Regions from separate parts of the Homo sapiens genome. Here region 1 is linked to region 2. The links are chromatin loops, found by intact Hi-C in ENCODE. Cell type or tissue: ascending aorta. All regions are shown on one strand. Each heading gives the region's core, and the rest is flanking DNA. Links, peaks and the distances in the headings are about the cores only.

Region 1 (4,377 bases), core at 134-4,133, 63 kb after region 2:
TTTAAAGGAAAATATGATCTTCAAACATAAAACTGGATTCCAGCAACCCTCTTGCTTACAACCCTTCTCTGGCTTGGCACAGATCTCAGAGTAAGACCCGGGCTTTACATGCTGGTCACGAAGCCCTGGGTTACCTGGCCCTGGCCAGCCTCACAGACCTCTCCCGGGGCCTCCCTCTGCCCCCTCAGGGTGCTCCAGCCACCCACTGTGGCCATTCTTTGATGACAATGCTGAGCTCTTGCTCACTCCAGGGCTCTTGCACCTGCTGTCTCCTCTGCCTGGAAAAACTGTTTCCCTGGAACTTTACTGGGCTGGTTTCCTTCTTATTTTCTGGGATCAGCCTAAATGTCACTTTCTCAGAGAGACAATGAAGACCCAGCCCTTCTCTCCACCAAAGGCATCTCAACGTTTGCCTGCATCACATGAGTTTGTCAACTGGGATAATCCTTTATTTGCTCATTGGCTGTTTGTCTCCCCCATAAGTGCAGGGAGCTTGTCTACAGGGTTTGCGGTGCAAATTCTAGATTCAGTGTATGAGACACCCCAATAAACTTTTGTTAATGAGATGATGGTGAGTGCTCCCTCACCACCTCCATCCCAGAAGAGGTGAAAGCAAGAGCTCCTTAGAAAGAGCCAGAGACAGTGTGATTCCAGGACTCTGGAAAGTAAGTTCTAGCAATTCCCCCACTCCAAGTACTGGCATGGTGTGGCACAGCGGGGCCTGGGACCCTGGCTGCTCTCCCCAGTGACCTGCCCCCCACCCCCGAGTCTTCTTCAAGAAGAACAAGCAATGGATCCTTGACTCCCCTGTCACTGTTGTAGGGACACGCCCATCAGGATTTCCATCCCTTTGTCCATCCTTCCATCCATCCATTTATTCAACAGATACCTACGGAATCTTCTGAGAACCTGAAGTTAGAAGACCTGGGTCCAGGTGGTGGCCCCTGCCACCAACCCACTCTGGTAGCTTTGGACAGGTCTCTGCCTCCTTCTGGGCCTCCGTTTGTTCCTTTGGAAAGTGGGAGTGTCTGGACCAGATGGAGGAATTTCCAGACTCCTCCTTTCAGAAACGGCAGCTTCCGTGGCCCAGGTGGGAAGGTGTGGCGGGGGACGGGGCTGCAGGGTGGCTGACTCAGAGCCTAGGGAAGCCCCAGTCGCTGCTTCTAGCAAGAAGTTGGCGCTAGGTATCCTTTGGCCTGTGGTCAGTGTCCAGCTGCAGCTGCTGTCTGGGAATGGAGGGAAGCAGGACAGGAAGTGGAATCTGGGTCACCAGTCCCCCAAGCCTCCCCCACAGCACCTCCCCCACTCCCTGGCTGGCTCTGCCTCCCTCTGAGCCACAGCGGTCATCCAGGCCAGGTCCAGTGACTGTTTCTACCCGGTGAAAGGAGGAGGAGGCATCACAGAGCCGGAGACCTGGCCGACTTCCCAACACAGCCCGAATCTCTTCCCAGTATAATCCAGCGCTCGGGGGGGTCAAGGCCAAGGCAGGGTGGAATCCCGACAGAAGTTGGTCTGTGGCTGGGATGTGGTGGGAACAATAATGTGCGTTTGGCAGGCAGAGAAGATTTTTCCTTTCGGGCATTTCAGACAATGCTTCTTCCCCCACCCCCCCGCAGGGAATTTTCCTGGGCCAAGAACTGACAGACCCTGAAAGAATCTGCATGGAAAATGGTTTCAGTCCCAGGGGTTAGAGCTGCTTTTTCCCACCCCCACAGGAAGGATGAATGTCCCTGATGCCCTAGCCTCAGCTCCACCATGAGGTGGACCCTTTCTTCTGTGAACTTGATCCTCTCACTGGAAAGTCTCCTCTCTGCTTTTAGGGACAGTAGTTTACAAAACTAATTCATACTAGGGTGTGAACAACTCACTCCCTGTTAGCTGTTAGGGATCTCTGTTCCCCCGCTAGGGGGAACCCTGGCAGGGCCTGCCTGGAGTGCCCACACCACTCTCCCTTACCCTTCGTGTTACCTCCAAAACACGGGGGTTCGTTTGCCTGGTGAGTAACAAATAACTCTTCATCAGAACTCAGGTTTTGATCAATAGGCGTTTTATTACTTGGCGCAAGTAAGGAGCTCCCTGGGAATATTCTCCAAAACAGTGTCTTCTAGAGGGAAGGTGACAGGAGGGTGTTACGGAGCCATGGAGAGGGGAGAGGTTGCATCATCGCATGTAGAAGGGGGTCTCGGTGGCGTAGATGCAGTGAGTCATTTTGCCAGCACACAGGCCGAATGTTAGAATAATAAAGCTACAGCTTCTCCCAGGGCAGAGACTTTAGCGTGGTAATAAGGAAAGTTCACTCAGGCTTATCACTAAGCTGCTGGGGTCTGTCAGGGTCTGTCACCTACTTAAGCAAGCAGGCCACTCGGTTCCACACAGGGTTTAGGAAGAAACAGGCTGCAGGGCAAGAGGCTGCAAAACAGGATGATTGCTCTTAAATTCCTCTAATCCTAGGAGACCATTTCTGTCTGCTGATTCTCTCTTCTTTTTTTTTTTTTTTTTTTTTTTTTGGAGACAGGGTCTGGGCTGGACTTGAGCTCCTGGGCTCAAGCAATCCTCTCTCCTCGGCCTCTAGAGTAGCTGGGACTATAGGTACATGCCACCACACCCTTCTCCCCAAACTTCCTACTGCTGTGGTCCTCACCCGCAGCCAAAAGGCAGGTGTGACAGTGCGAAAGATTGGTCCTCCCTGGGTTCTAACTGGTGAATCACAAACTCGGTTTTCTTCACGGGGAGCTGGTCTAAGGTCAGATTCAGCCAAAAGGCAGGGGACTAACAGTGGCGTTTAGGGCATGTGCAGGCTGCAGACTTTGTGGCCAGGCCTCAAGCTGCTGTGTGGGGAGGCTCAGCGCTGGGTTCAGCTCTGCCGCTCATCAGCTGTGTGGCCTTGGACCAGTCACTTTACCTCTCTGAGCCTCAGTTTTCTCACCTGTGAGATGATGACGATCTGGCCTGGCAATGATGCCACAGAGTCAACAGAAGAGGAACAGGGGAAGGTCTGGGTGAGAGGTGGGTTGCAGACAGTCGGAGCCCTCCACGGATCTCCCCTCCCCCGCCTGCCTTCCTGCCTAGGCTTGGCCAGATGGTGGGAGCTGGGAAATGCAACAGAGCTGCACGCTCCTGGTCTATTTTGAGAAGCCTCCTGTTTCCTTTCCTGCCTGGGGCCATGTGGTTACTGCAGGTCTCTGCTTACAGGACAGGCTCAGAGGGCCTGACCTTGGCCTTCCTCTGCCCCTCACTCCCAGCCCTTCCCTTCCTCGTGGTCTGGACCCCATAAATCCCCATATCCTGGTTCCCAGCCCAGGCACCATGGCCCCCACCCAGCAGGGGTGGAGATCAGGCTTTCACAGGGGATTTGGGGCAGAGGACTTTCCACTTCTCTGCACTATGGAGGAGCCAGTGAGCTGTCCCACCACATCCAGGTCCCTTTGCTGCAGAGCCTTGCTGTTGGTGGCTGCCAGCATCTCCAGCTTACTGCAGGGGTTGGGGGTGGAGTCTTCCACACTCTCCACACAGCTTCCTCCAGAGCCTCCTCAGGGTCCTGCAGAGAGAAAGGGCCACCCAGAACGCTGGCGGCCCCGCCAAGAGGTCAGGCAGCCCCTGGCTTGTGGCCTGCCTTGTCTGAGTTCCAGGTCAGCAGAGGAAGTGGTGGCCCCACATGCTGTCAGTCGCCATGCCAGAAACTTAGCAGCCACCCATGATTCCTCCCTCTCCCTTACTCCTCCCTTCCCAGAGCCCTGACCCCAGCATGCCTGGCTTTGAGTCCCACCTCTATCACTTACCAGATCTGTAACCTCTCACCTCTCTGTGCCTTAATTTACTTGCCTGTGAAGTGGAGATCAGGAGAGCACCTACCTACTTCATTGGTTTGTGGGGAAGAGATAATAGTTAACACTGACAGAGTGCTTAGGACGTTGCCTGGCTATCTTAGTCCGTTCTGCTGCTGCAACAAAATACCTTAGACTGGGTAATTTATAAATCATAGTAATTTATGTCTCATTGTTCTGGAGGCTGGGAAGTCCAACATCAAGATACAAACAGATTTAGTGTCTGGTAAGGGCCTGTTTTCTGTGGGTCATAGATGGTGCCTTCTTACCGTTTCCTCGCGAGGTAGAAGGGAAGAATTCTCATCTCTTCAGCCCCTTCTGAGGGCTCTAATCCCATTCATGAAGTGGAACCCTCATGCCTTAATACCCCCTAAAAGCCCCTCCTCTTAATACTATCACATTGGTGATTAAGTTTCAACATATGAATTTGGGGAGATGCATTTAGACCATAGCTCTGGCACATAGCAACTGCTCAATTAATGCTAGGTCTTGTTATCAAATTGGTCAACACATTCCACCCACTCCAATTCTTTGGGATTGCTTCTGCCTCCTA
Region 2 (4,377 bases), core at 248-4,247:
AACACACACTTAGCACCAGATTGCATCCCCAGTGTTGAAATCAGGATCCACATTGATCCATCATTAACCCACTAGCTCGGGTGGCATTGACAATTCCTGATAAGTTTGAGTCACAGCTAATAAACCTGCCCTTTCCTTGTGGCACCCACTCTCTGCCTCTGTGGCTGATGTGATCCTGCCCTAGTGCGTGGCAGGTCTGTCTGGACACAGTCACTATAGAGCCGTCTCCTGAATTGTGTCATTGCAATGCTGAAAGAGTTAAGTAGGCCCTGCAGTGCGCTGAATGCTCCAGTTGGAGGGTTTCAGAGAAAGTCTTGACAAACGACGGGTTCCTGCCCTGCTGGGAATATTTCTTCTTTGAGTTCTGGCAGCTATTACTTGGCTGCAGAATATCTAAGACCCACTTTGCCTTTTCTGGTCATAAACACTTGTAGTGTTGAATCTTAAGTCTTGATTATTTTTTTTAATGGTGGCTTTGGTAAAGCTGAATGTTTCCATAGTGATGCATTCTGTTTATTTAAAACTTTACTTATACATGATTCCACCCACACGCTCTCCTCAGAGGGACCTGGTCTACAACTGCCCTCTTTCCCAACCCCATTTTCTGTTTGGAAGGAACACGCATGTGAGACCCTTGTCAGACTGGTGCTGCTTGAATCCATTCTTAGATGTGATTCCTGCATCTGGGTGTCAATAGGGAAATGACTTCAGTGTTTATTTACTACAGTGACTAATGGTGCCTTTTCCAGCTGGTCTAAAGCTGATGTGCCTCCATTTATAAAAGCCTTCCCCAGCCTGTGAATAGAGCCCCATGTTGGGCTGAGCTGTCTGTTAGTGTTTAAGCTGGAGCGGGAAGAGGAGGCAGTGTCAGAGCACAGTGGAGGAAAACAGGATAAATTAGGCTGTAGCTTCGTAGCCAGCACTACCAAGAAGGCTGTTTTCTCAAATGAGCCTGCTTGGAGCTGGCAGAGGCCTGTGTGTACGACGCTGTTAGGATGATTTCTGTGCCATCACTCCCCCTCATAGGAGCAGTGATGTCACGCTCTCTCAGCACAAGGACAGTCCCTATTCTCATGTGGCCTCCAGGAATGTGGACACGCCTTCACTGCTCTGGCTGAGCCCACTGACTTTTAGCTCTGGATGCAAATTCTGGTATCTGAAAGGGAAGGAAAGGGGAAAGTGGGGAGGGAGCTTACAGAGTAACTACTCCCTTGGGACCACAGCATCCATAATCTGATTTATTCCTAAAAGAAATCCTATGGCTGTTTTTGTTTTTTCTAAACACCTGAGGAAACTGAAGTACCCAGAGGATTTATCAGATCTGGGATCTGGTGTCCGCAGTGGTCTGGGAGAGACAGCCCTGGAGGGCTAGCCCAGCCGTGCCTGCTGCTGTGGCCTGTGGGACCTCCCGTCCCCCAGCCCTGGCCCTGGGGCCGGCAGCCTGGGTGGTAGGAGCGCTGCAGCCAGAGCCTCCTGTGCCTTTTTCTGGGAGCCCCAGCGGGAGCTCACCACTGGCCAGGTAGTGGGAGGAGGCGGTGGGCGCCTGAGGGCCTTGTGACCGTGTTGTGAGGTGCTGCTCCCCGCAGGAAGGACGGGGGCAGGCGAGTGGGACAGGGACCTGGAGGCCGGAGGCCGGAGGCCGGGAACCCAGTGCTAGCCCCGCAGCCTCCAGGCTATGTGTGGCCAAACCCGTTCCTGCGGCACAAGAGGCGGAGCCAGAAGGGCCACCTCGCAGGAAGGCACCCAGGCCCCTCGCACCCTGGGAGGCCAGCTGGGTCATCGCTGCCTGAGTCTGAGCCACCTGCCTGGGGGTTCGGTCAGGACACCAGCCTCGCCACCAGTCCGCACTTGGAGGATGGCCACGGGGCCCCCTAGGGGTGAACCCACCAAAGGCGGATTCTGCAATCAGGGCTCCTGCAGGCCTGGAGAATGTGGAATAGCTGGAGGAAGGATTCCATGGGGCCGTTCAAATGGGCAGAACTTAGGAAAGTCAGAGAGAGGAGGGGAGCCCCACAGAAGTGTCTCCTTCGGGTTGTTTCCTGGAATGTTTCCTCTGAAAACATGTCAAGGGACTAGCCACCAGTTTCTTCCCAGCTTTCTCTCTCTTTCTCTCAGACTTTCAGCCTCCATTCACCTGGAGTGAGAGGGAAAGGAGGACAGCTGGCCTGAAGGTAAAAATCAAGAGGGGAGGCATGAATGTGTGGCTTCTTGCTCCCCTAGCCTGCCCAGCTGTGCCCTCCTCCAGGCTTCTCTGCTGGGAGGAGGGGTGCAGAGAGGAGAGCTGGTGAACTCCCGTGCACATACTGCCCTTTGACTCCCTAAAGCCCTGTGGGGTGTCGGTAGGGGACTACTTGAGAGTAGTCCCTATCAAATGCTTAGGCCAGTGTTCTTTCTGCCACTCTGAGAGGCCTGGTGACAAGAGGGAACATGGGAAACAAGCAGCCCCAGAAGGTCACGGTGCCTACTGGGACAGCCCTCCAAGGAGTGGTATTGATCGTCTCCACGCTGCACCAGCCAGGTGGCTGGATATGTGGCAAGGATCCCTGCTGCAGCTTGAGGTAGCGTCGTCCTCCTGAATCTAGTGCCAGCTGAGCTCTGCACCAACCGATGAGGGGAATTAGCTGGACAATTTCAGACAAGACTGGCCCCGTTCGCTTTTGCAAGGGGGTACATGCTCCCTCTTACGGTCACAGTACTGCCTGCAAGGGTAGAACTGGGGAGCAGCTCTGACACCCCACCCCTACCCTAGCCTCCACATCTGCCGGAATGACTGTCTGAGCCCTGTGGGGAGAGGTGGAAGGAGCCTAGGCTTCAGTCAGGTGGACCCAGGGTTGAATCCCAGCTCTGCCCTTTCTAGCTGAGTCACCTCAGACCAGTCAGCCTCCAAGCCTGTTTCCTCCACCGTGAAATGGACTCAGAAGCAGCCCCCTCTTGGCGGTCCTGTGAGGCTTGAGACCATGCATATAGTGCCTGACAGTAACCCACTTAGTAATATGATTTTTTAAGTGCACCATTTCACATGCCCTGCTAACCCCAACCTTAATCCTTATGCTGGGTGGGCGGTCCTTCTGTGGCTGACGGATGGCCCTGTGACCCTGCCTTTCCCCTTGGCAGGCTCCCCTGGTGCCCTCGTGTCTGTTGCAGTCAGCAAGGGTTGGGGAGTGGGGTTGGGCAGAGGCTTTCTGGAGAATGGCCAAAATGAAAATTGTGTGCGAGTGGAGCTGATCATATTAAGATCCAGCTGCACTTAAGTCCCCCTCTGGAAGTTCTTTAGGCCAAACTGAAGAGAGCTCCCAGATGCCAAAGTGGCCTTGCGTTGATGCTCTGCTCACTCTCGGCGGCCCCACCACATGCTCCCCAGGTAATTGGTTTCCTAATGCACTATCCCTGGACAGATTCCAGGATTCCAGTGCCTTGTCCCCTTGGGGTCAGTTCTTGACGTTTCCTAGCCTGGCAAGGGTCGCCGACCAGGCTCAGATGCACCCCCACAGGACTGTATTGTTTTCTCGTTCTTGCAGGCCACTTTCAAACTCTGTACAGAACGCCTTGGCCTGCAAGAGTAAACAAGATTACCAGGCTGGAATTCTGTTCAAGACCAGGGCTTTTATATCCAGAGATTGTGGGTCAGATGCGGTGAGGGATACGTGAAAGGAAGACACAGTGCCTTCCATTACAGATAGAAGTAAACCCATGTGGCTTCTATTTTCCTTGGCAAAATTAGTTTTTTCTCCTTACTACAAAAGAGGTTTGTGTTCTTTGCAAGAAATTAAAAAGAAAGATAAAAAGAGAAAGCGTTTGTAACTTCACAAGCTAGACATGGCAACTCTTTACATTGGTGTGTGTGTGTTTGTGTAAGACAGGGTCTCACTCTTTTGCCCAGGTTGGAGGGCAGTGGTGCAATCATGGCTCACTGCAGCCTTGACCTCCCCGGGCTCAGGTGATCCTCCAACCTCAGCCTCCTGAGTAGCTGGGACTACAGGTGCACCCCACCACACCTGGCTAATTTCAGAATTTGTTGTAGACGGTCTTGCCATGTAGCCCAGCCTGGTCTGGAACTCCTGGGCTCAAGCGATCCGCCCCCCATCGGCCTCCCAGAGTGCTGGGACTACAGGCGTGAGCCACTGAGCCCGGCCAGCTTTTCACAATTTGCAGTATATATATTTTTTCTACACATTTATGTGCTTTTTAAAAGAAAAAATTACCATCTTACTGAACTAATAGTTTTGGGGCCTTTTTCTACTTAGGTACATTGGTGCCTGCCATTAATTCTTGTTCTATGACATCATCTTGAGTGGCTGCATAGTGTTATATACAGTTGTATTGTTATTTAACCAGTTCCTTTGTGTTGGATTTAGATGGTGGTTGGTGTTGATGCTG

What was found. Hi-C counts contacts between places; a loop is a spot of excess contacts. Peaks named below come from ENCODE experiments on the same cell type or tissue, not always from the same donor. Only the 100,000 strongest peaks of a DNase experiment are listed, where the experiment ranks them.
Region 1: a loop joins it to region 2, with 4 times the contacts of the local background. A loop is called at or near these places in 2 of 110 quality-filtered maps.

Annotation. Positions count from the first base shown.
Region 1 is chr11:43,986,325-43,990,701 of GRCh38, forward strand. It overlaps a transcript of ACCSL not described here. Among named protein-coding and RNA genes, the nearest start is that of C11orf96, 46 kb to the left of the region's middle. In ascending aorta, for the core only: a CTCF peak has its summit at 1,914 (motif pointing right); DNase peaks (open chromatin) are centred at 757, 1,437, 2,267, 3,107 and 1 weaker place; H3K4me3 peaks cover 971 bases; H3K27ac peaks cover 4,000 bases.
Region 2 is chr11:43,922,915-43,927,291 of GRCh38, forward strand. LOC124902663 (a long non-coding RNA gene) reads right to left here. Exons shown (of 3, transcript XR_007062657.1): 3 at 4,137-4,377. It also overlaps a transcript of ACCSL not described here. Among named protein-coding and RNA genes, the nearest start is that of ALKBH3-AS1, 4.2 kb to the left of the region's middle. In ascending aorta, for the core only: a CTCF peak has its summit at 1,881 (motif pointing left); DNase peaks (open chromatin) are centred at 267, 667, 1,017, 1,717 and 1 weaker place; H3K4me3 peaks cover 380 bases; H3K27ac peaks cover 4,000 bases.